Regions from separate parts of the Homo sapiens genome. Here all the other regions are linked to region 1. The links are chromatin loops, found by intact Hi-C in ENCODE. Cell type or tissue: Caco-2. All regions are shown on one strand.

Region 1 (8,000 bases):
GTGTCAACTTGACTGAAGGATGAAAAGTATTGTTCCTGGGTGTGTGTGTAGGTGGTGCTGCCAAAGGAAAATAATATTGGAGTCAGTGGACTGGGCAGACCCACCCTCAATCTGGGTGGGCACCATCTAATCAGCTGCCAGCATGGCTAGAATAAAGCAGGCAGAAGAATGTGAAAGTACTTGACTTGCTGAGTCTTCCAGCCTTCATCTCTCTCCCGTGCTGGATGCTTCCTGCCTTTGAACATCAGACTCCAAGTTCTTCAGCTTTTGGACTCTTAGACTTACACCACTAATTTGCCAGTGGCCCTAGGGCCTTCGACCACAGACTGAAGGCTGCACTGTCGGCTTCCCTACTTTTGAGGTTTGGGGACTGGGACTGGGACTGGCTTCCTTGCTCCTCAGCTTGCAGATGGCCTATTGTGGGACTTCACCTTGTGACTGTGTGGGTCAATACTCCTTAATAAACTCCACTTCATATATACATCTATCCTATTAGTTCTGTCCCTCTAGCAAACCCCAATACAGATACTGAGACAAATTAGTATTACTTTTTCAAATCTCACAAAAATTTTTTCAAGCAACCTACATTTATGTCATAAAACAGTTAATTGAGTGGTACTACTCCAATGCGCTAAGGCTTATATTAAAATGGTCAGAACAAAAGTTAGTTTTAGGGTATTTAGCTAGGCATTCTAACTTGAAAAAGGTAAGCTATTCCATCAATAAGTTACTTTTAAAAATCTGCTTGCTTGAAAAAGAAATCAAAAGAAAATTTATAAAGAAATACTTCTTGACAGTCTCAGTTGACAGAAAGACTGGGCCAGTCTGACTTTCTCCTCCCTTTGTCATAGCACTTTTGAATTTTACATGAACTATAAGCACCCAGATATTTGCACAGCATTCCTTTACATTTAACAGATGTTAACTCTCTCCCTAGTACCATCCCTGGGGCTAAACAATCAAATAAGGCATAAAACAAACAAAATAACAAAAAGCCAGTGAAGAATAATAAAATAACACAAAGAAATTATAAATAAAATGCTAGAAATGACATCAATCCACATAGTTGTCATGCATTTCCAAAATTAATTGTAGACTCAGAATGTTGAAGCTATTATGCAAAACACCAGGAATACAAAAATTTCCAAATTCAAGTTCCCAGACTAGTGGCAGAATCAAACCCATAAAGAAAAAGGCAAATGTGTGACAATAGATGATGGAGAAGAAGATAAGATTGATCCTTTCTAAGGACATTAAGGAAAGCGTCACTGAAGTAACATTTGAACTGGATTTTGAAAAAATTGTAGGTTGCCAAGTAGAGTGAAGACATCTTCAAGCAGAAGAAATACCATGTACAAAAGGCAGCATAAAAGTAGATTAATTCTGTGTTAAAGATAATGGGAGACAGAAAAGGAGATATTCATTCTCCTCAAGAAGCTGCATACCACACTAGGAAACATCAGCATATGAAAACTCCTAGACAACAGTGTTAAGAGTCCCAATAGCTCAACTGTATGATGTATACTCTTACTGCTGTCCAAGTTCAGAAAAAAGAGCAGATCAAAACAAACTGCTTTAACTATAGAAAACTTTGTGGATGATGTGGGATGCAAGTGAATTACACTTCTACATAATTTCATTTGATCTTACCTTAGGTCTTTTCATGATTCTAGCTTTTCTTTACAAATGCTGCTCCCTTTAATTTTAAGGTTCCTCTCACTTAACCTTGCAATAACTTTCAGGTGTAGTTTAATGCTAATTCATTGAACTTTTTGCTAACTCATTGAACTGGGTAAGATATGAAGTGTCAAAGGTGAGCAGAAAGCTATAAAGAAACCAGGGTAATCCATGCCACATTCAAGACAGTGAAGGCGAACTGTTTAATGAAAGCCAAACACGACGAGCATACTACCTGGGAAAAGCTACTGACCAAAAGAACATTCTATACCCCATCAATGCAACCGCTTGAAATTTCAACTCACCCACTTTCCCATGCCACCTGGATCCCACCGCACTATGGAGCCCCTCTGTCCATGGGTTCTTTGGAGGAAGAAAGGGGTAGATGTGGGAGGATGCTGACTACCTGAGGAATTTCCACTAAGCCATTTGCACCAGCTAGTGGTCTCTTGGATATCTTTGATCAGGTACATTTCCTCTCCCTCCATTTAGAAGCCCCAGTGAAAGCTCCATAATATACTACGTAAAAATGTTTTGCAAGTGAATTTCATTTGAATTCCGTTCATTTGTGCCACCTCTATCACCAGCATGGGATAGTTAATTGGGGTCGGGGCACAAGACAGCCTGTATTGCCTCTTCTTACAAGATTTAAGAAAGTAACAAAAATAAGGGCAGAAGATAGAAGTAATACTTTTCTGGGGGAAAATGTGTTTTTGTTGTGTTTTGGCTTCAGAGACCAAATAAGGGGAAAGGGGCGATAATTCTATAGTAGTTTAGAAAAGGAAGCAACAGATGGGGTGGCAGTGGAGAAGTCCAGGAAGCAAAAGAGTAAAGAGGAGGTAGAAAAACCAATGTCGTTTAAGAACAGCTAGGATGATTCATGCAGTATGCTCTTATTATCCACAATTCTGTACCTTGATCTCCTGGAAATTATGTGTCCATTTATAATGGCTCCTTTACTCAAAGAGCCAAGGACAAGCTACCGAACATGCCTCCAGTGGTTTAAACCTAGAGAAATAGTGTTCATTGTGCCAGAGGAATATGTGTTCCAGGTATTCAACACACAAACTGAATTTATTTCAAGACAGAAACATTATTATACAGTGGTTTGATTGGGGCTTCTTATTAGGAGAACATTATGCTTCAGGTATTATGGGTCAGATAAGCAGGCTTTAGTAGTCTAGCTTAAAAACTGACTAGGTGTTCTATTACTTGTCTAGCGAAATGAATTAACAGTTGAGAGGACTCTTCCTACAAATAAACTTTCCCATCAGGGTCCTTTAGTAAGCACCCTCACCTAGAGGAAATAAGGCAATGTTTGGTTAAATGCGTAAATAGAGGAGAGACGGAGGGAGCCAAGGGAGGAAAGAGGAGACAGGGAGGGAGGCAAGAAGGGAGGCCCTTAAAAGGCATGTGAGCAATGCCTTTTACAATAGCTAAATAAAAATGACCCAGACTGAATTCCAAAATCTATTTTTTAAAGGGTGATTCTTTCATACCCTTTGCAAGTACATTAATCACGGTGCCAGATTGTGTTCCTAAACAGCAATATTTAAAACTGTAAGCAGTAACTGTACGTTAAGCTCATGTGACTAACAGTCTCCCTTTAAAAAGATCCAGATATTTACTTTTCGGCGCGGCCCGGTACAACTGAGCGCCAGGAATATGAACTGACATGCCAGGGTGGGGCATACGTTCCCTGTCATTGTTGGAACTGCCTTAAACAGGGGCCTGAAAGAGCTATAAATTGGCTCGGGGCGGAAAAACAAAGGCTTAAGGTTATTGCCCTTACCTCTCCCGTGCCCCATTCCCAGCCCGAGAAGGGATGGAATCTCACCAATAAGTCACCACTTTTCTCCAGACGAAGTTGAGGCTTCTTTCGCTTGAAGACTCGCTTTAGAAAGCCACGGGGAGCCTTCCGCTTTATCTGCTTCCTCTGGGAGACTATGGTCGACAGCGCCATCCTCTCTGTCAAGTACCAGCTGCCTCAGCTTCCGAGGTGCTCTCTGTATCGCACACAAGCTCCGGGGACACTGGGCCAGCGAAAACAATCCGGTCCGTATGACGCTTCTTCAGGCAGAAAAACCTCAGTCCGAACGTTCGAATCCGCCGCCAACGGAACGCGCCCGGCGCTCAGTAGTGACGTTAACCCTGAGCAAGCCCCGCCCCCGGAGACGCCTGCCTGTAGGTGGAAAACGCCCACGGTGGGCGGGTCCCGGGAATACCTGACGTCATTGAGAGCCTGCGTCCTCCTTTCATCACTTTCTGTATTATAACTTTTGCTCTGTGGAAGTGTTTCTGCTAGGTTCCCTAGAGATGATTGGAAGTTGTGGAGAGAGAGATTGGTAAGCCAAGGCAGTTCTTCAAGCACTCACTCTATACTGTCCCTAATACCAACGAACAGAAGTTTGTGATGTTTTATCAGGATTCCGACAGCACTAATGCCATGCCTTCCTAGCAAGGAATGCATGATTTTCAGATACTAACAGTTAAGAATTTTACACTTCTACGTAATTTCATTTGATCTTATCTTAGGTCTTTTCATGATTCTAGCTTTTCTTTACAAATGCTGCTCCCTTTAATTTTAAGGTTCCTCTCACTTAACCTTGCAATAACTTTCAGGTATAGTTTCATGCTAACTCACTGAACTTTTTGTTATTTCTTCAAGCTGTTAATTTCTCTATTATCTGTGCTATTATAGAAGTATTAATAGTTATCAAACCTTAATGTGCATCAAAATCACCTGGGGGACTTGTTAAACTACTGTTCGCAGGGCCCAGCTCCCAGTTTCTCATTCACTAGATCTAGGAGATACTCAAAATTTGCAATTCTAACAAGTCAGGGACATTGGCATTTGCTAGTCTGCAGACCAATCTTTGAGATCCGCTGTGATTTTAATTATAATTATCTCTAATACTATCTCTATTGAGATTTCAATATTATGTTATTGTGATCTCACGCACACAAGTGATCCTTCTACTATCTGGCCTCCCATTTCTGAGACCTCCTCTCTGCCAGTCATCTTCTACACCCTTGAGTTATTCATGCATGTGGTCATACCCTAGGCGGTGTCATTACTAAATACCTTTACCTTCGGTTTGATCTGCCACTTTCAATTTAGTTGTCTCTCTTCAACCGTATCTTCTATCTTTTGAATTTACTCCCTCCAACAATTCTTCGATGCTACTGGGACTACTGTCCTATCTTTTTCAGTTCCTCTCACCACACCCCCCAGCTCTGCCACCCCACTCTATGCCTTATCTTCCCTCCTGTAGTCCATTATGCATCGATCATCATAATACTGCCCTGTATTTCTCCACAACTTTATAGCCATTCTCTTTTATCCTCACACTAACCTGGCAATATTCCAACTCTGCTTAAGTTAAAATCTCAATCTATTCAACACTTGTATCTGTGTATTAATATTGGCATAAGAAAACAACACTCACAGGTATATGTCTGATCTCAATTCAAATTCATGACCACTCATGTGGGCTCTAAGTACTGCTACAATCCTTTGATATTTCCTAAAGCCATTCATTCATTTACTCATTCTCTTACATAGCTATGTCATGCCTTCTATTTCTTACCTACCCCATTCTCAATCTCCAGTGATGACATTGCTTCAACAACAAAATAAAATTTAAAAAAATCCATGGAGACTTTCTGTATGCTTTCACCACCCCATCTATCCATCAGTCTCCACCTGCTCCCATGGATGAGATGCCAACTACTCCACTTGTGCCCGAGATCAAGCCCTTTCCCCTTTCTTAAGGACATTTCTGTAGCAATTCTCCTTGCTCCTCTGCTTCATGAATTTTCCTTCTTTGCCAATTTTTTTCCATCAGCACCCACACAGCTTATAATATCTCCAGGCTTTTGAAAACCCTCTCTTAATCCTACCTTTTGCTGTTGTCCTTCTACAGAACAAAACAAAACTAGAAACCGTTGGCTAAATTCAGTGTCTCCAAATACTCTTCGCTTATTCTCTGTTAAATCCAGTACAATCAGACTTTTCTAGCTATCTCTTCACCAAAATTGTTTTGGCCAACGTGACCAATAGCATCATAGTTGCAAATCCTATGGCCAATTTTCAGGCTTCAGTTTATTCATCAAACCAGAAGTATTTGTTGAGTTTCATGATTTTTCCTTCCATAAAACAACATATTTAATTGGATATGATTCTCTTTTGTTTTTCTTTGTACTTGATAGCACCTCAGTCTCCTTTTCTGGTTCTTCCTTTTCTTTTTGATCTCTAAATTTTAGAGTACCCCACAACCACATCCTGAGATTTCTCCTCTATCTACATTCATACCCCATGTGATCTTCTCCAGTATAAAGGTTTTAAATACCAAATTTACATCTCCAGCTGATTCTCCCCTAAACTTCAGGCATGTATATCCATTTCTCTGATGGATTAGAATTCTAAAAGTCATCCTAACACCATGTCAAAAATTAGGGCTTGATCTGCCCTTGCTCCCCAAACATGTTTCTCCCAGTCTCTTACCTATCTTATGTGCTAGCACTTCCAACCTTCCAATTACTTAAGCCAAAATCTTGGAATCGGCCTTAGCGCCTCTCTTTATCTCACCCCATATTCAATCTTTCAGCAAATCCTGTCAGTTCTCCTTGCAGTATCTGATCACATCTCACCACTTCCACTGCTACTACACTTGGCCTGGACACGATCATTCACATGGCTTATTGCAACATCCTCCTGAGAGTGTCTCAATCTGTTTCTATTCTTTCTCAACAGAAGAGCTAAATTTAATTCAGATTATGTCATTTCAGGACTCACTAGTTGTTTCCTCTCTCCTTTAAAATCAAAAAACAAAGTCCCTATAATGACCTGAGGCCTTACCTGCCCCCCTACAAATGCACATGCACTTACAAATACATAATTAACTTACTTACCTTCTACAATGGAGCAACTCACTCTCCACCGTGTTAGTCTCCTTAATATCTTCAATGGTCCAGATGTTTTTGTCCCCCCAAAATTCATATGTTGAAATCTAATCATAATGTGCTGATATTAAGAGATAAGGGCTTTGGAAGATGATTATGTCATGAGTGCAGAGTCCCCATAAATGGGATTAATGTCCTTATAAAAGAGGTCCCAGAGAGCTGCATTCCCTTTTCCACCAGGTGGGAACATAGCTAGAAGGCACACCATCTATGGGCCCCGAAAGAGGGCCCTCACCAGAACCTGACTTTGCTGGCACCATGATCTCCGACTTTCCATCCTTCAGAATTGTGAAAAACAAATTTCTGTTGTTTATAAGTGCTATAGTTTGAATGTTCCCTTTAAAACTCACGCTGAAACTTAATCCACAATGTGGCAGTATTGAGAGGTGAGACCTTTAGGAGGTGATTGGGTCTCAAGGGTTATGTCCTTATGAATATTTAGTCCCTCCACGGGTTAATGGATTAATGGGATATCATGGGAGGGGAACGGGAACTGTGGCTTTATAAGATGAGGAAGAGGGTCCTGAGCTAACACATTAGCATGCTCAGCCTCCTCACCATGTGATACCATGCACCATCTCAGGAATTTACAGAAAGCCCCCACTGGCAAGAAGGCCCTCACCAGATGCAGCCCCTTCACCTTTAACTTCCTGGCCTCCAGAATTGAAAAAAATAAAGTTCATTTCTTATAGATTACCCAGTTTTAAGTATTCTGTAATAGCAAGAGAAAATTAACTTAGACAATAAGCCCCCAATCTATGTTATTTCTGTTATATCACCCCAAACAGACTAAGATAATATATTTCAGACAGACCTCAAGTACATGCAACACAACACACTCACACACCCATCAGGTGTTTGCACTAACTATTCCCTCTGTTAAGAATGCTTTTTGGCCAGGCGGGGTGGCTTAGGCCGGTAATCCAGCACTTTGGGAGGCCAAGGTGGGCGGATCACTTGCAGTGAGGAGTTCAAGACCATCCTGGCCAACATGGTGAAACCCTGTCTCTACTAAAAATACAAAAATTAGCTGGGTGTGGTGGCGTACACCTGTAATCCCAGCTACTTGGGAGGCTGAGGCAAGAGAATTGCTTGAACCCGGGAGGCAGAGCTTGCACTGAACTGAGATGGCACCACTACACTCCAGCCTGGGCAACAGAGTGAGATTTTGTCTCAAATGAAAAAAGAAAAAAAGAATGTTTTTTTCCCATTTATCTGCATAGGTGGCTTCATCACCTCTTTCAGGTTTTTGCTCTGACAAGTATCAGACAAACCTTCTGTTTACCATAGAAACACATGTAACTATATATATGCCTAGAAGCTCATGTACACACATACATATACATACCCAGTCATGC
Region 2 (8,000 bases), 310 kb after region 1:
GAGGTTTTCTCCAAAAGAGCTATCTTCTTCCCCAACTCAAGAAGCAGGAGGAGCTCTGAGAATATAGGTGATGGACTAAGGCCATGACAGCTGAGGAGCCCACCAAGAAAGAAGTAGAACTGGATGAGAGGTCTTACTAATGAAGGCCTATTAACTAAGGATATATTTCAATGGCACAGACTTTTCATATCAAGAGGAGGTGTAAGAGCCACAGGGAAGCTGAAGGATAACAAAACCCTGAAAGAACAGATGACTCCACAGGTAGACTCAAGTCTGGTCCACATATCAGGACTGTGCCAGGATAACGGCAACACAGAACAATGTTCCACCATTTAACGTCAACTACTTCAACTTTCATCAAAAGTCTGACTGAAGTCCATCAACTACTCCTCCAGGTATTCGAAATTCTGTCCTTATGTCAGTAAGATCACTAGAAAACTTGATCACTTCCTAAGCTGTGTTAGCTTAATCCTGGCAGAATGTTTTTCTTCGGTTTTTATTTTAAAGCTATGTCCAGATGCTGTCATCTTTTCAGCTACCATGTTGATCCTCACAATTCTTGGCATTGTTCCCCATCCAGTCATCAAAATCAGAAACCTGCGTCAAATCCCTCTTCTCAGATTTGGTCAGTCCTAAAATCTTAACTCGTATATCCTAAACATCTCAAATCCACTTCTCTCCACTCATAACTCCAACATTTAATCTAGGCCTCCCTCATCCCCGCCTCTTTTCCGTAAATGGCCAGCTGCCCTGCCTCCAGTGTTTCCTTCCCTAGTGTATTCTCCATACTGAGACCAAACCTAATTTATTAAAATGCAAATTTAATATGCCAACCGCTTGGCTAAAATCTAAATAAGTTCAAATTGTCCATAATTCTCAGGCTTTCCCTTGATATCTGGGGCTTACATTCAATTACCTATCACTTTGCAGAATGACATCTCACTTTCCTCTGTACAAGGGGAATCAGAATGCAGTCAGGTATTCTAGCTCTGCCCTCATGTCCACTATTCTCCTCATGGCCCCTCTAGGCCATGCAAGATCACCTCCCCCTCAAACTGCCTGTGGATTACTTCATGGAATATTCTAGAACTGCAGTAGTAAGGAGGCTAAGGTAGGACAGAAATGTGATTCCAGCAAGCTGACCCAGGCTCAATTACTAGCGTGCCTAGCTGACCTAAGCTGTGGTTATGCAGCTCACAAGAGGGAGGCAGAAGACAAAGCCCAAAGCACAATGGAAGATGGGCTTCCTCTACGGACCAAAGGAAGGGATTAATAAAATAGTTTATCTTTGACCAGAGGGATAGAAATAGGGCAACTATTGGTAATAAAATCAGAGAATATAAAGATTAGAGTCAGAGACTGGGAATGAACAGCAAAAGCCTGAAAAATCCAAAAGTAATGATTAAAATGTATGCTAACGATTATTGAGAAAACACTCACTACTTAAGACATTCTTTTCTGTAATAGTTTAGACCTCTCAGAATAAAGGCAAAATAAGCCCTTAACCGACCATGTGTTCTATTCAGTGCTATGGGGACACGGTGGCAAAGACATACATGCTACTGGAGAAGGTGGGAAAGATCATTAACCTTAGAAATGCAACTCCTGGGGAGAAAATGCTATTTTCTTATTTCCCAGGTAGTAGAGCAGAATCAGTGTGAAGTGTATGTTTGGGTTCTGTGCTAAAATGTCCCCTTTCTAGAAGACCAAATGACTCCTGATTGCAAAACACAACATCTATCATTTATAACAGAAACTCTGGAAAACCCAAAAGCTCCAAATCCCTTACACAGCCAGAGATCTGGCAGGCGCCAGTCTATTATCTAGCAGCACAAGTCCTGCTTCGAGTAAGACATTCCAAGGACTTTGGCTACTATTTTCACTTAAGTGGAAAGACCATAGTTCATAAAATATTTCTCACGAAACACTCAGTATGTCTATGGTCCAACACATATCACATATAATCATACATATAAATACCACATATCTATGAACAATACACATTTAAAATATACCCAGACCATACGAAATATACTATACTCTATGCAGCATTCAGAACTTTTATTACCTTAATGCTAAAAAAAAATGGCAAACTCATTTTTTGTTTTCTCTTTTCTCTCTACCTCTCTTTCATCCTATCTTTGGTTTAGTTTGCCAGGGCTTACATCTGAGACGATGATATTCAACTCTACATATTTTTCATCACCTTTTCATGACTCTTCTCTATTCACATTCCCTGCGCGTCTCAACCAGGAATATCTGCAAGTTGTTTTTTTTTCAGCACAGTATCTCAAAGGCCAAAGTGCTTACTTAAAAGGAGAAGAGTATCCTCAGCAAACACAATCTTTGATCTCCCCATTAACTCAAGCTCATCCCAGTGTTTGACTTTTGGTTTCGCTAACATTTCTAAATCTGTCTACCACTATTCATTGTGATATCACCTACGTATCATAAAACCCGAGTTCTGCCAAAGTTTAGTAAGCAAAACCTATTTGATGGAAAAATAAAAACACACAAGAATTAGGAAATGGCAAGAGAGAAGACTATGGTGATAAAAAGACTACAATTTCCAAATTTCTTAACCATTGATAGTAATTAAGACGATATGAATAAAATATTAAGACTATTGACTATACTATTATCATTTTTTATAATCAGAAGAGTTTCTGTAGGTAAATTTGTGCTAGCCATAAATGGCTACATAAGGAAGACATACAGCATTCAGCCCTATCATTTATCCTTTTAAGACAATCAGCAATTGTAAACATTATAAGAAATACACAAGTTATGATTCAAGAAAGGAAGATATATTTCCTACCAAACTATGTGTTATTACATAATTATTTAATTTTCCGTATCTTTTTGCAGAAAAGTATCATCTAAATTTTACAGATAGGGACACAAGGGGGCTAAAGAGTTTAAATAATCTACCACAAATCACACAGCTGGTAAGTAGCATTGCCAGAATTGTAGCCTAAATCAGACTTCAAAACTCATGTTTTTCCCATTGTGATTCTCTTTTTTTTTTAGTAGAAATTACATCAAAACAATGGCTAAAGAGTTAATTTCCCACATGGTGGATTAGTGGGTCATTCAAAATAGAGTTTGACATTTAGAGGACATTCCTCACTGAACAGCAACATTATGGTAGCACATATTTCAGATCTAAAGTTTTAGGCAGGACTCCTTTAACCACTGTCCCACCCAGCCAATTTCCTGTCCTATCAGTACTGCTAATTCTAAACATAAACCACTCGAGGAATTTTAACACACTTGCCAAAGAAACCAAAGGAAGGCTTACAAATTGGTAGTTAACTTTCATGTGTACACTACCCTCTGCTGGCTGGAGCATAGCAATCCTTCTTTAGAGTACTTCCTGATGTGAACTGAAATAGCTTACAGCACAGCAGACCATGCATCTGCCAGGAGCACCGTTTTGATAGCTGTTTGTGAGTCCCGGATTGCTGTAAACATCGAGAGTCCCACAGTCCCAACATGACCAGGCTGGCCTTTTCCTCAGGGAATGTTAGCATTTATTCACACCATTTCATTTTTAAATAATGATGGAGAAATAGACAACTACATATTCACCTCAGCGATTCTAACGTGTAACACTGTCTCAGTGTCCGACCTAAAATTCCAAACTACTCTCTAGAACAAGAAAGAAAGGTATATAAACGTGACCTTATTCAAGTCAATCTATGTTTACAACTATATATCAAAAATACAGCATTAAAAAGAACCCAAAAAGATGCTAAAGCGATTTCAGCCACTTATAATAAATTTTAATCTAATGGGGAATTCATTCTCAAGAAAATAAATCAAGCTGTATGTTCTGTAGTCACATTTGAAACTGCTGCTTTAAACACAACTCATGACCCTCTGGATTATACTGTGAGAATACATATATAAAAAAAGTTTCTCAAACTGACCATCATAAACTGCTCAGACTTCCAACATACGAAAGATTCTTCATTGAGAATTCCACTTAGATAAAACGATCCTCCTAATTACTGCCTTCTCCCAGTATTTGCTATTCTCTTTTATCACCTCCTTCTTAAATAAAGGGAAGGTGTTATAATTTTCCACAATACGTCAATTCAGCTGCTTTATTGGTTTGCTTCTCATGAGAAATGAGGCCTAGGGATCATAGGATTAAAATGTTTTTGTCCCACTGATTTTTGAAGAGTAGTATCAGGGTAATGATAAAATTCAATGTATTTTCAAACAGAAAACTTTTGGCTACCATAACTATCTGTTCCTACTCTTCCTTTAAATGGATGATTTAAATACCACTGATGTGATTGTTTTTATTCTAGAACAGCCTAGAGTAATCACTTAAAAGTCAGTATTCTTTCCATAAATATTTATTGCATTGTGAGCAAAAGAGTCAAGTTCCGTGAATTCACAGAGCTTGTACGTACAGTGGTGGGAGAGACAGACATTAAACAATGTACATCCAGACATATACTTACAAACTGTGATTAAACACTGGCAAGAAAAGAATATGGGAAGAATAGAAGGAAACACCTATCCAGAAGCGGTGAAGGGAAAGGACAAGAAAGGCTTCTCTCAGGAAGTGACATTTATCTGAGACCTAAAGGATGAATTAAATTTACTCATATGAAAAGAGGGGAAGAAAACATTCTAGGAAGAGGAAACACAGTGCGTGTGAGAAGACTCTGAGACTAAAAGGAGGTAAATCCATTCTGGGACCTGAAAGACTACGGCCAGGGTGGATAACAACTGGTAAGCAAAAGGGAAGGTGGCACAAGATGAGACTGGACAGGCCAGAAGTAGATCAGGCTGACATAAAGGTTATGTAAAGGATTCTGAATTTTATTCTAAATTCCGCAGAAAGCCATTGATGAGATTTAAGCAGAGGAGTTTCCTTATCTATTTATATTCTGAAAGATACTCTGGCCACCATGTAGGGCATGGAATGGAGGGAGAAACTGCAGAAGCAGAGAAATCAGTAGAAGATTATTACAGCAGCCTAAGAAAGCAGTACTGCCCCATGGTCCTGGGAGTAGGGATGGGGAATAAAAACATATACAAGAAAACAATCATCCGCTCAGTTGTCCCAAGCCAGATTTCTGAAACATCACCCTTAGCTCATCTCCCTCACCCCAATTATCCAATTAGTCACCGAGTCCTGCCATATCTACCTCCCCGCAAAATTCTCAATTCCAACAAGTCCCCTACAATCTCTATTCTAGCTTCCTTGGTTTATAGCCTCACCATCTTTGCCTGACTATTCCAGGAGCCCCCTCAGTAGTATCACAGCTAACTTTCCACAGCTCAAATTCACTAACACAGTGAAGCTAGGAGGACCTTCACAGAACACAGAGCTTCTGCCACTCTCCAAACATCCCTATGGGCTTGCCCTTTTACCAACAGGATAAACTTGAAACTGTTCAGTAGGTAAGGTCCCTCAACACTGGGCTTCCCTCTCTTTAGTCTTCCAGGTCATCTCCAGCTGATCCTCCCCCACTGCTCAGTATTTCCAGCTACACTGAAGTCCAGGGTTCCCCACATATACCACAATGCCTCTCATGCTTCTGTATCTTGCTTAAATTTTTGGCTTTCCAACCAAATTCCCCATCTCTTTTGCCTCAAGCACCATCTCCTTAGGTAGGTGCTTTCCTATGTTCACACAACACCTCTCACAGATCACTACAGAACACAAGATGCTATGTTGGAATATGGTTTGAGTGGCCATTTCTCCTGATGTGCAAGTTTTCTAAGGATAAGAAGCCTTAGTCTGTTCAGCCCCAACACCTGACACGAATGGTCCCATAAACACATGTTGCGTGATGAAAACTATGGCCTTCCTCTCAAGGAACAGGTAATTAAGTAAGAGAAATAAAGTATACAAAAATAGGAAAAGTATATGAATGTAAAAATTGTTAAGCAAATGGCTTTTTTTCCTATTTCTCATAGTACCTTTTCTAAAAGTTCACCTGTCCTCAATTCTTACATTTAGTATCTGCTTATTTACTCAGCAAAAACAAAAACAAAAAAACTTGCATCCTTCTTTACAGAGCAAACAGCAGTTATCAGATATGAATTTCCTCAACCTCCTTGCCCCAACCACCATGCCCATCCTCTACTACAAACTGGCTCCTACTCGCTTCACTGTAAAGTCTCATCTCCTGCACCGCTCCCTATCAATATAATGATCAAGTCAAAATTCTCTCCTGGTGTCCCTTCATTGCCAAGAGTTAATTTAATAGAATTCCTGAAACTTCAGTGAAAATATCTAACAATGGTCATCAATTTATAAAATCACTATTCTTTAAAAATAAGATATTTCCACTTTCTAGAGGATGAAGTTGCAGAGCTCTATAGTCATTCAGCAGAAAACCAAATGGCTTCTATTTTAATTGTAGGTCAGGTTTAAGCTGTCCTTTTACTCACTGACAGTTCCTGATAATGATATAATGATTTCTTCTACCTCCCTAGTATTAACCTTAAGTCATTTATAGTCTCAAAGTGACAGTAGTTTATACAAAACAGCAGCTTCATTGCAAACGCTTGAATACAAATGGCTTATGAAATTTATTCTATGATAAGTGAAAACCAGTGATGCTGTCACCATAGTGAAAGCCACCAAACTAGAAGTGTTCATCCAATTTTGTGGGGAAAAACTTTTTAGATTCATGGAACCGATTAAAGCTATGATATACATTCTTAAGTAAGGTGTGAGGAAGAAGGCAAAGAGATGGAAGAGAAAAACAATGGGTCGGTTTATTTTCTTTTAATCAGCAGAGAGTGAAATGAAATGTAAATGACAGTGCTGAATATAACGGGGCTCAGTTCAGCTTCAGGGTAATTACCCATGTCCAGCTTTTGTTTAAAAATCCTGCTCTCCTTATCAAAGCTTCCCACTGTTCTACATCTGGTACTGGACAGTAGCTATAGAAACCACTTGTGCTAAAGTTATACAACTATAAACAGCACCAGGCCATTTCCAAACCAAGGACAAGCAGGTCAAAAGTCTGGCATCCAATACTATTAAGAGAAACCTCTAGCATTATTCTTAATGAGAACAAGGTACCATTGGAAATCTTCATCCTTGAATTAGGTATTTACATATAATCTATACTTTTTAAAAATTTCACTACATGATAGTAAGTTACCTAAAATCTATGAAAGTATTTTAATACGTATTAAAATCTTCATATCTAGAGTGCTCAAAATGAGTGACAATGATTAAACTTTGACATCTGGCACTCAACATGTAATTTCTTAATACTTATAAAAAAAACATTGGGGATATTAGTCCTTATCATGACAACATAGAAGTATTAACACTTTCTATATGCTATCTACTAGAATCTGTACTTTATAAAAGTCAAAACTTTATCTTAAATGATAAAAGAATACAAAGTCAACACACTAAACATTTAATGACTTGTTAGTTACTGTATCTAATATTTCATTAAAACTAAAAATCTTGTTTAACACCTTCTTGAGTAGCAATAAATGAGTAGCAGACCAAAACATGTGCAGGCATGCACATATATATGCTCTCACTTTAATGTAGAGACTATTCCTCTCCTAGGTGAGTTTTTTAAATTTCCATAATCCATTAAAAGGATAATTAATAAAAATGAGTATGCATTTATACAAAGATCAAAACCAGGCAAACCTATATTGCTTAGGGATGAATTCAATAGTGGTAATATTACAAAAGAAAAGCAAGACAATGATTATGATTACCGTAACAGTCAGAATAGTGGTTACATTGCAGGGGGAGGTATTTATGATCAACAATGGCCACAAAAGGGGGGATCTTCTGGAGTGCTGCATTACTCTATAACCTTGACCTTGGTGGCAGGTACATGGATGTTCACTTTATAATTACTAAAGTGTACATTTATGTCTTATGTAAAAAATACGCATTAAAAATCTCAGAGTTAGATTCTTAGAAGATCATAAAGTGGAAAGAGGACATAAGTTTACATGTGAATTTGAATAACACCAGAAAGATAACT
Region 3 (8,000 bases), 160 kb after region 1:
CACTTGGCTAATGGCAATAATTACTATGGCTTGGACAAGGTATTTATCACTTATACAGAATATTTAGCTCTCTGGTACAAATTCTGATTTGAATGGCATAAAATATACTCAGGTATATTTTTAAAAAATTATAATACATATTCACAATAGGTAATCTTTGTAGATCATCTAAGATGACCAAATAAAATATTTCTGAAAATATAACCTCACGAGTCAATGATCAAAAAATACAATGATTGAAGTTTTGTCTATAAAGTTATATCTTTTTTCCAATTTCTTTCATTCCAAACTATTTTTTCAGTCCTTTATCACGTAGCATATTCTATTCTAACAAAGGAAATTTGATTCAGGCATATTGATTTATTATAGTTTACAAATAGGTTTTTCTCCTTTCTTATATAGAAACTGGTTTGACAGAGTTGGATATAATCTATAATTGAAAAAAATTCAATAAGCATGAATTTAGTTTGTGTGTTTTTAAATTTTCTTCCCTAATTATTAGAGGTAAGTTAAAATGTGTTCATATTTTTTAGGTGTTTGAACCTTATAACAATATTTCAGAAAACAGAAAAAGTTTAAAATCATTTTACTTGCTTGAGTGCTAAGTGAATATCTTTGAAAAGTATATACTTCACTCTCATTTGTGAGCTGTCTTATAGTTATTCTTCGCTATATGTGAAACCTGACATGTAGTCTTTCAGTTTTGTCATCCTATCTGCTCTTGCACTTTAGTTAATATTATTTGGTAGAAATGCCATATTTTGATTTTTTCATGACAAGTTAATCTTTGGGGAAATGAAAGATTAAACAATGGGAATGAACAGTCAGAAAAGTAGAAAAAAAACTTTGTTCAGTGTGATATCCTGGAAGCCAAGTGAGGAATGTTTCTAAAAAGAGGACAGGATCAACACTGTCACATGCTGCTGATTTGGTACAGTAAGAGTACTCTGATGGGTTCAAACAAGTTCAATCAGAGCATGTATATATAACTATGCTCTTTCCAACTCTACTTAAATAACAATACAGAAATTTTTAAAGATCTGAACCCACATAGATAAAGAGAATGGAAGCAGGGACCACAGCAGAGGAGCAATATTGACAAAATCTTGAAAGATGAAGAGTGAATAGATAAGCAGTAATTCACTTAATTGAAAGCAGAGAGCCTCAAGCGTTCACAGGAAGGAAGAAGGTCCACAAGAAGTGACACAATTTCTTCTGCAGAGCCCTAGAAAGGACCAAGTTTGGGAGGTATAGTATACCTCTGAAGGCACAGTGGAGGCAGGTGGGTGGGGGAGCTGATAACTTTAATTTTGAAGTAATTGGTTGAAATTTTGTTTAAGGAAAAATTAGATTCCTCCAATCACTTCCCAATTTCAGATATCCTAAAATTACCCCTCCTATATACCCTGATAGACAATAAGAATAAAGAGAATTATCTAAAGAATTCTAAACAGAGAAGTTTAGTATGTTTTTCGGGCAGAATTGAAATTGGGGCTGAAATTCCAGACTAAAAACCTAGACTATTAAATTAAAATGTTTACACTGATAATGTAACTCCCAACCGCTTCCCTGACTAGATCCCAGAAAGCTGCTAGCCAGGTTTATGCTCCCCAAGCAGGAGAAAAGATGAAACTGTCTGGGGTCAAGAAAAAAGACCTAGACACCAAATAAACAGCTGGTTTTCTCAGTTTTTCTACATGGTGACCCTAAGGAAACATGCGCTATACATACTTAGGATTTCAATCAACTTGTCTTTCACATAAGGCAGAACAGAAAGTATCTAGCATAGAAGTCAGAGTCTACAATGCATAAACAGAATAAAAGTAACTTAGAAGAGACAGATATATTGTATGAAGAAGAATATAGTCACAGCTATGTTTCCCTGGGAGGTAGACTCTGAAATGGGCTTGAGCATGCAAGATATTTATTAGGGAGTCACTTTGGAGGGGACAAAAGCAGGGGTGGGCTAACAAAGAAGGCAAGCTGCAAGGCCAGTCCCATGACAGCCTCAGCCTCAGTGTCTGGGGCTAGAACAGCCCTTCAGAACTCTCCCACATTGGGCCAAGATGGCCAAGCACTCATAGCTCACATGGAACAGTCTTTGGGTGTGGCTACCTCAAAAAGGGAAGGTGATCTTGGGCAACAACTCTTTCCTTGAAGGGTGATCTGAGTGTTGCATCCAGTGCCTACCATAAAAACTTTAAAGAAACTATAATAAATAAATTTAGAAAGCTAAATAAAAGCACTATTCCATCTGATGAAATAAGAAAATAATGTTATGTATTTTTTAACATAGAGTATTCTGAAAACATAAGATCGCTCTTGAAATTTTAAAATATAACAATGGAAAGGGTTAAAGAGAATCCCCAGTTTGATAGTAAGGGGAAGACCCTGGACCAGAGCTTGCAGTAGGCACAGGGAACAACCAGTTGTGGGAGGAGGCAGCCAGAGGGCTTAAGGGAAAGGGGATGGATACTTTGAAAAAAATGAAACTGATGGATCACTTATTATATTTGCATTGAGAGAGGCTGTATACCTTGGATTTGGGGGATGAATCAGTAGTAGAAATATAAAAATCAGCTAATGAAAAAATCGTGCAATTTTTCATTTAGGAAAGCAAAGAGTTGAAAAAAAAGGTCAGAGCACCCTTCTGAGCTCAGCTGTGTATAGTATTTATGTAGTCATAATAAAGCAAACACAGAATAGAGGTTAAACCAAAAATGGTAATTTACCAGCATTTAGAGGCTGAGGAAATGGGAAGTATATATTAAGTGGTGTGGGGAGAGTTGATAGGGCTGGATTCTTTTCTCCAATAAGAGGAAGCAATAGAAAATACCTAAAGCTTTATTGCACATATATAAGAAATTAGTATAAACATGTTATTTAGCCATTTGGAATTAGATGCCAGAAGAAATAGCTAAACAAGTTGAAATTGGTATCTGCACATCGAGAGTTGGGGATAGCAAATGGAGAAGTAGAGTACTGCTGTTTTTCATTATAAATCTTATAATCCTTTTTGACTCTATATACTATATACCTGCATTAAATCCTGCTTTATGTTGATAAAAATTCCTGTTGCCATAATAGTTTTGCATCCAATCTTTTTGAAAAGCTTGGTTTATGGCACTACAATTCAGTCCAAGAGGAATTAACCCAAGTTCAAGCATATTTTATGATACCTGGGAAAGAAGAAATCAGAGAGCCAATGGTATTCATACTTTAATGATTTGATTTCCCATTTCAATAATTAATAATTTTCTTGACTCTGATGAAATACAATGACTTTGTTCCTACATGACCCATTTTACTCTTCATCTCAGCTAACTTTTCTTCAGCCACAATTTCTTTGTTTTTTTTTTTCTTGTTAAAAAACATCTGTTGAAGTCTAGGTAAAATTAACTTTAATTTTGGTTTCTTTCCAAATTCTGCATTTAACCTGGATGAGTGAATGAAGGGTTGAAGGACCATCGCATTTTCATGTTATAATTGATGTTTATGTTGGGCAAGTGAACACTGTTCATATATCAAGCTGTCAAGTATTGTCACCTTAATAGAGTAAACAATTAAAAAGAAGAATTGTAACAATCATTTTAATGGGCTTCTTGTTCATTAATTTCATAGAAAAAAACTAAAACTGATTTGTGAAAATAAACTACCCATACTTTGCCTCTTTCTCTCTTTTTAAAGTGATCCATCAGCTAGACCATCACAAGTGTTCTGTAAATCTATTTTATTCCCCTTACTTTATAGGAAAATTAGATTATAGATCCAAGTGGAGAAAAGGCCATTGTCTGGGTTCCTGTGATCTCATTTTACCCATAGGTCACAGGAGGTATTCAAAGTTCTTAAAATTGCACACTACAAAGAAGGAACTGAGGTCCTTTTTCTAGACAAGATAACCCACCACCTCCCTCAAGTGGTCAGTTGGATTAGTTTTCTGTTTCCAGAGCTGACTATAGTTATTTCCAAGAACTATAGAGTCATGTATAATGGCTGGGTTGAATGGACCTTTTTTTCTTTAATAAATTGATTGGATTTTAGGGTGAAGTGTGCTGACTATATTAAATTGCACTATATTTTAACTTCTCTATGTCAAAAGAAAAAGACACTTAACCAGGGGCTAGCAGTTGTTTACAGGGCTGGCCAGCTCAGGATTGCTTTCACTGTGGCCTTTGCCTTTCCTGCTAAGAGCTTAATCCAAACTTCATCATTTTGACTTCCTTAAAGTCTTGTACCAATTTCTTTTTCACTAGAGCAAAGGTGTTAATTCCTGCTTCCTGAACAAATTGGCGTTTCAGTGATTACACATCACCCAGCAAAACTTGCTTAATGATGTTATTTCCTAACCAAAACTGAAAACTTTTTTAAATGTTTCCTCAATTAATCTCTGAGAAAGGGGATAAGGGGTGGAGAGAGGGAAAGGAGACCCAGGGTGTCTTTCTGATGAGCAGCAGTAAGTAAAATTCTCAGTGTTATCTATAGTTAAATCATTTTCAGGGCATTTTGTACCAAAACATCATTTCAGGAGAAATTTATGAAAATCATTGCTTTAAGTCATTAAGGCTAACTTTAGTTCTAACAATCCCAGAATAAAATATCCAACAAGGATGTCTGCAGAGTACTAAACTGAATAAAGATATATGAGTTGATGATATTCATGCTTTCTAATAGTAACTAAGTAAAATGCCTTTTCTGTATGTTCATTCCTCAGGTTTGTGAAAGGATGAAAGGAACTGGAAAAGAAGTCAGCCGGGAAGCTAGGTATCAGAGCAAACATAATGAAATAGACTTTTGTTGCCTTTAGTGTTTGAATAATGCTTATCCAAAGTTTTCAAGTTGATTTAGATAACCTAGCAATCAGCTAAATCAGATATTTGAGGGCAGTTTTTAGCTTTTTCTTTTTCAAACCCAACCACAAAATAAACTAACTCTTGCTACAAAAACAGTCAGCCTCTCTGGTATTTTGGCTCCACAACTCACATCTCAATGAAGCCAAACCCCTAGGAATGAAAAAATATCTACAAATGCACACAAAACTTACTAAACCTATGTCAGAAAAGGGCCAAGTGTGTCAGGTTGGAGAGGACCCTGTACACTCTAATCTCAAAGTAGATCAAGCTATAGCAGGTTTAATTCTTCTATACCTTGATCTATTGCTAAGCCCCTCCAACTATTATTGACAAGAATACCTGGGTTCAATCACTGTCCCAGTACCAGGGGTTTGAAACAGTAGAGTGGACAGACACAGGAAAAGTAGTCAATGATACAAAACATTCCAATATGTGTATCATACTGGCTGAAGGTAATATGTTAACATCATAGTTGGATAGTTTGAAGCCAACTTAGGAAAGCTGCAGCAACTTTGCACATACAATATGCTCCTTTTGATACAACATTCTGTAAGAAATCATTTTCTGAGCTTTGGTTGTTATCATCAAGAATGGATGTGGTTGGGACTCACCAGGGTGCTCCATTTCTGTCATTTTCTCTTTTTGCGACTCACTCTTCTGCTTCTCAATCTGCTCTTGCTCTCTCACTGTCTTTTCCTCTGAAAATTCAAAGGCACAATTATAGCATGAAGTTGCAAAGGTTTTTTACCTTTCACCTGCAAGGAACTAACAGGCAAGGACATTCAGGGTGGGGATGTAGACCAAAGAGAAAAATTCCTTTAACTAGATATAACCTTAATTGAAGAATTTTGACTTGTCCACAAGAGATCTGTGATAATGGAATCAAATACTGTTCCTATTTTACAAAACAGAAAGCATTTATATTAACTGCCAGGGAATAAACACCTCTGTTTGTTTTTTGTGTAAAGTGCTAAGTGCCATATAGGCAAGCGTGGTTAGGAACAGTGTGGCTTTAAGGTCCTGAGGCTGAGAGAAGCATCAACATTTTCCTCATTATTTGGGTAGAATGCCATAAGGAAATTTCCATATTTTGGTAAATTGAAGGGCATGGTAGCCCAGCAGATGTCAAGAAGTACAGATACGAAATTCATACCCTGAAATGTCTGGCAGCTTTTTGTGGGCTTCCTGACATTTAACCAGCAAAGACTGTAGATGTGTCTGAAATAAGACTGTTCCTTTGCTTTCTGTGACTTAGACTTTTCTGGGTTTGGAGTCTTCTGGGTTTAGAGTTTGTAAAATAAAGATCAGAATGCTTGCAGCTACACCTTCACCAACACTCCACCAATGCCATTCCTGAGGATAGCCTATGAGGAGTGGGCGACAGTGGGGAGTGAGAGGCTGCAGAAAGGTGAGGAAGGAACATGTGTTGCCAAGGCCAGTGCTCCAAATAAAAACATCAGGTTCTGGGATGGAACTTGAGATTCTGCATGTCCAGCAAGCTCCTAGGAACACACTTTGAGCAGCCAGGACCTTGGATCAGTGCTTCTCACACTATCTGTTGAGAAGGAATAGCTCCCCCACCCACATGATCCCAGGCAGGACTCTGCTCTTCTGTTCCCCAGACATTCTCCTGGGGCAGAGAAAGAGGCCACAGTGACATGACACACTAATCACTTCTGCAGCACACCAGGAACCAGATGCACCATCAAAAATTCTGCTGGTTTCCAGGTTGGGCATATGAGGAAAAAGACAAAAAGAATTCTTCACTTCACTGCTTGAGGCCACACAGTCTCTGTAACACACTGAAGGATGCTAAGTTCCTTTGGTTTTCCTGCAAACAACCGCTAACACCAGTCTTGTATTTAGAGTAGGATTTAAAATCCATCCACAGCCCATACTTTTTAAGGAAGCAAATCATGGGGTTGGCTTCCCATATGCTTCTCATCTCTGGGGTCTGCTTACCAGTTGACTTCTCATAGCATGCTTGCCCCGACTGCCTTGCAGTCTTTTCAGATGAAATTCAAGATTCTCCGGTAACTGTAGCAGGACAACTCCTAAGATCAGCGACCTTCCAAATAACCTTCTCATTCCTCTCATGTTCAGAGAATGGGAAAGGATGCCAGAAAGCTATGTGAGGGTGAATGAGGGCCAGAATTGTAATTTATATCTATGACCTGACAGAAAGGTGGAAACGGGGAGAATGTTACTCAATACTTTTTTGCACTGTACTAATCTCTCCTCAAGGATGCTTTGCCAAGACAAATCATATATTTTTATATAAAGCATCTACCATTTCTACTCCTTTGCCATAAACAGGCATTTCAAACTTAGCAAGGGCAAGAGAACTTTTTTACTAGAATAGAATGTTAGCTCCTTGAAGACAGAAATTCTGCTAGGCTCATTTACTGCCATACCCTGAGCACCAGAATAATGTTTGGCACACAGTAGGTGCTCCGAAAACATGTGTTGGCAACTACCTAACCATAATGGTAATGAGGGCATTGCGAGGCCTCATGACATATCTTCTCTACCTACATATTGTACACATCCTTCTTACACCCCGGTTCACCTCCTGCCAGCCTTTCCTGACTCTTCCCACATTTTATAAACTCCCTTCCCTTCTGTGCAAATTTATTATCTTCCCAGTATCCTCACCTCATCTATATGCCTCCTTTGTTCTACATTTTCTCTGATCTTGCATGTATCAGAGACTTTTACAGCATAAGTTTAAAAACTTATGAAACAGTGAGTGTTACAGCTCCACTGTCCCTTCTAAGCTTACTGCCTAGAACCATGAAAGAATGAAGACTCTAGTTTGCAAAGATTTCCTGCAGAGGTAACAGCTGTGAGTACAGCAAATATTGGACGGATGGGACACAAAGTCACGCTAACAGTATTGAAAGTGTTTCAATAAGACAGAAAAAAAAATACACTTGAAGAAAATGTCCTACTTCACACTTTTGACCAGGGCTAGAATAAATCTGTGAGGAAATATTTGTTGAGGCTTTATGTGATTCTGAGCAATCTGTGAGGTAAAAATCACATAACTACCGGGGACTCTTTTCAGATGTAATGAAATGCAGCCATGGTCCAACCTTGACTAGAGATTCTGCATGGGGGTTCTGCCACATGATGGGAAAGACAGATGGC

The links. A loop is a pair of places that touch in the nucleus more often than their neighbours do. Peaks named below come from ENCODE experiments on the same cell type or tissue, not always from the same donor. Only the 100,000 strongest peaks of a DNase experiment are listed, where the experiment ranks them.
Region 2: it touches region 1 in a loop (9-fold over the local background); 11 of 110 quality-filtered maps call a loop at or near these places.
Region 3: a loop joins it to region 1, with 3 times the contacts of the local background. A loop is called at or near these places in 9 of 110 quality-filtered maps.

What each region holds. Positions count from the first base shown.
Region 1 is chr6:126,335,914-126,343,913 of GRCh38, reverse strand. CENPW (centromere protein W) reads right to left here and starts at 3,799. Exons shown (of 3, transcript NM_001012507.4): 1 at 3,515-3,799. The coding sequence starts at 3,640. RefSeq lists enhancers at 3,580-3,629, 3,640-3,909. In Caco-2, no CTCF peak of the experiment used is centred here; a DNase peak (open chromatin) is centred at 3,833; H3K4me3 peaks cover 1,644 bases.
Region 2 is chr6:126,029,156-126,037,155 of GRCh38, reverse strand. The region is part of intron 12 of TRMT11 (tRNA methyltransferase 11); the gene reads right to left. Among named protein-coding and RNA genes, the nearest start is that of TRMT11, 47 kb to the right of the region's middle. In Caco-2, a CTCF peak has its summit at 3,324 (motif pointing left); DNase peaks (open chromatin) are centred at 1,805, 2,265 and 3,345.
Region 3 is chr6:126,172,373-126,180,372 of GRCh38, reverse strand. It overlaps a transcript of TRMT11 not described here. Among named protein-coding and RNA genes, the nearest start is that of CENPW, 160 kb to the left of the region's middle. In Caco-2, a CTCF peak has its summit at 3,888 (motif pointing left); no DNase peak of the experiment used is centred here.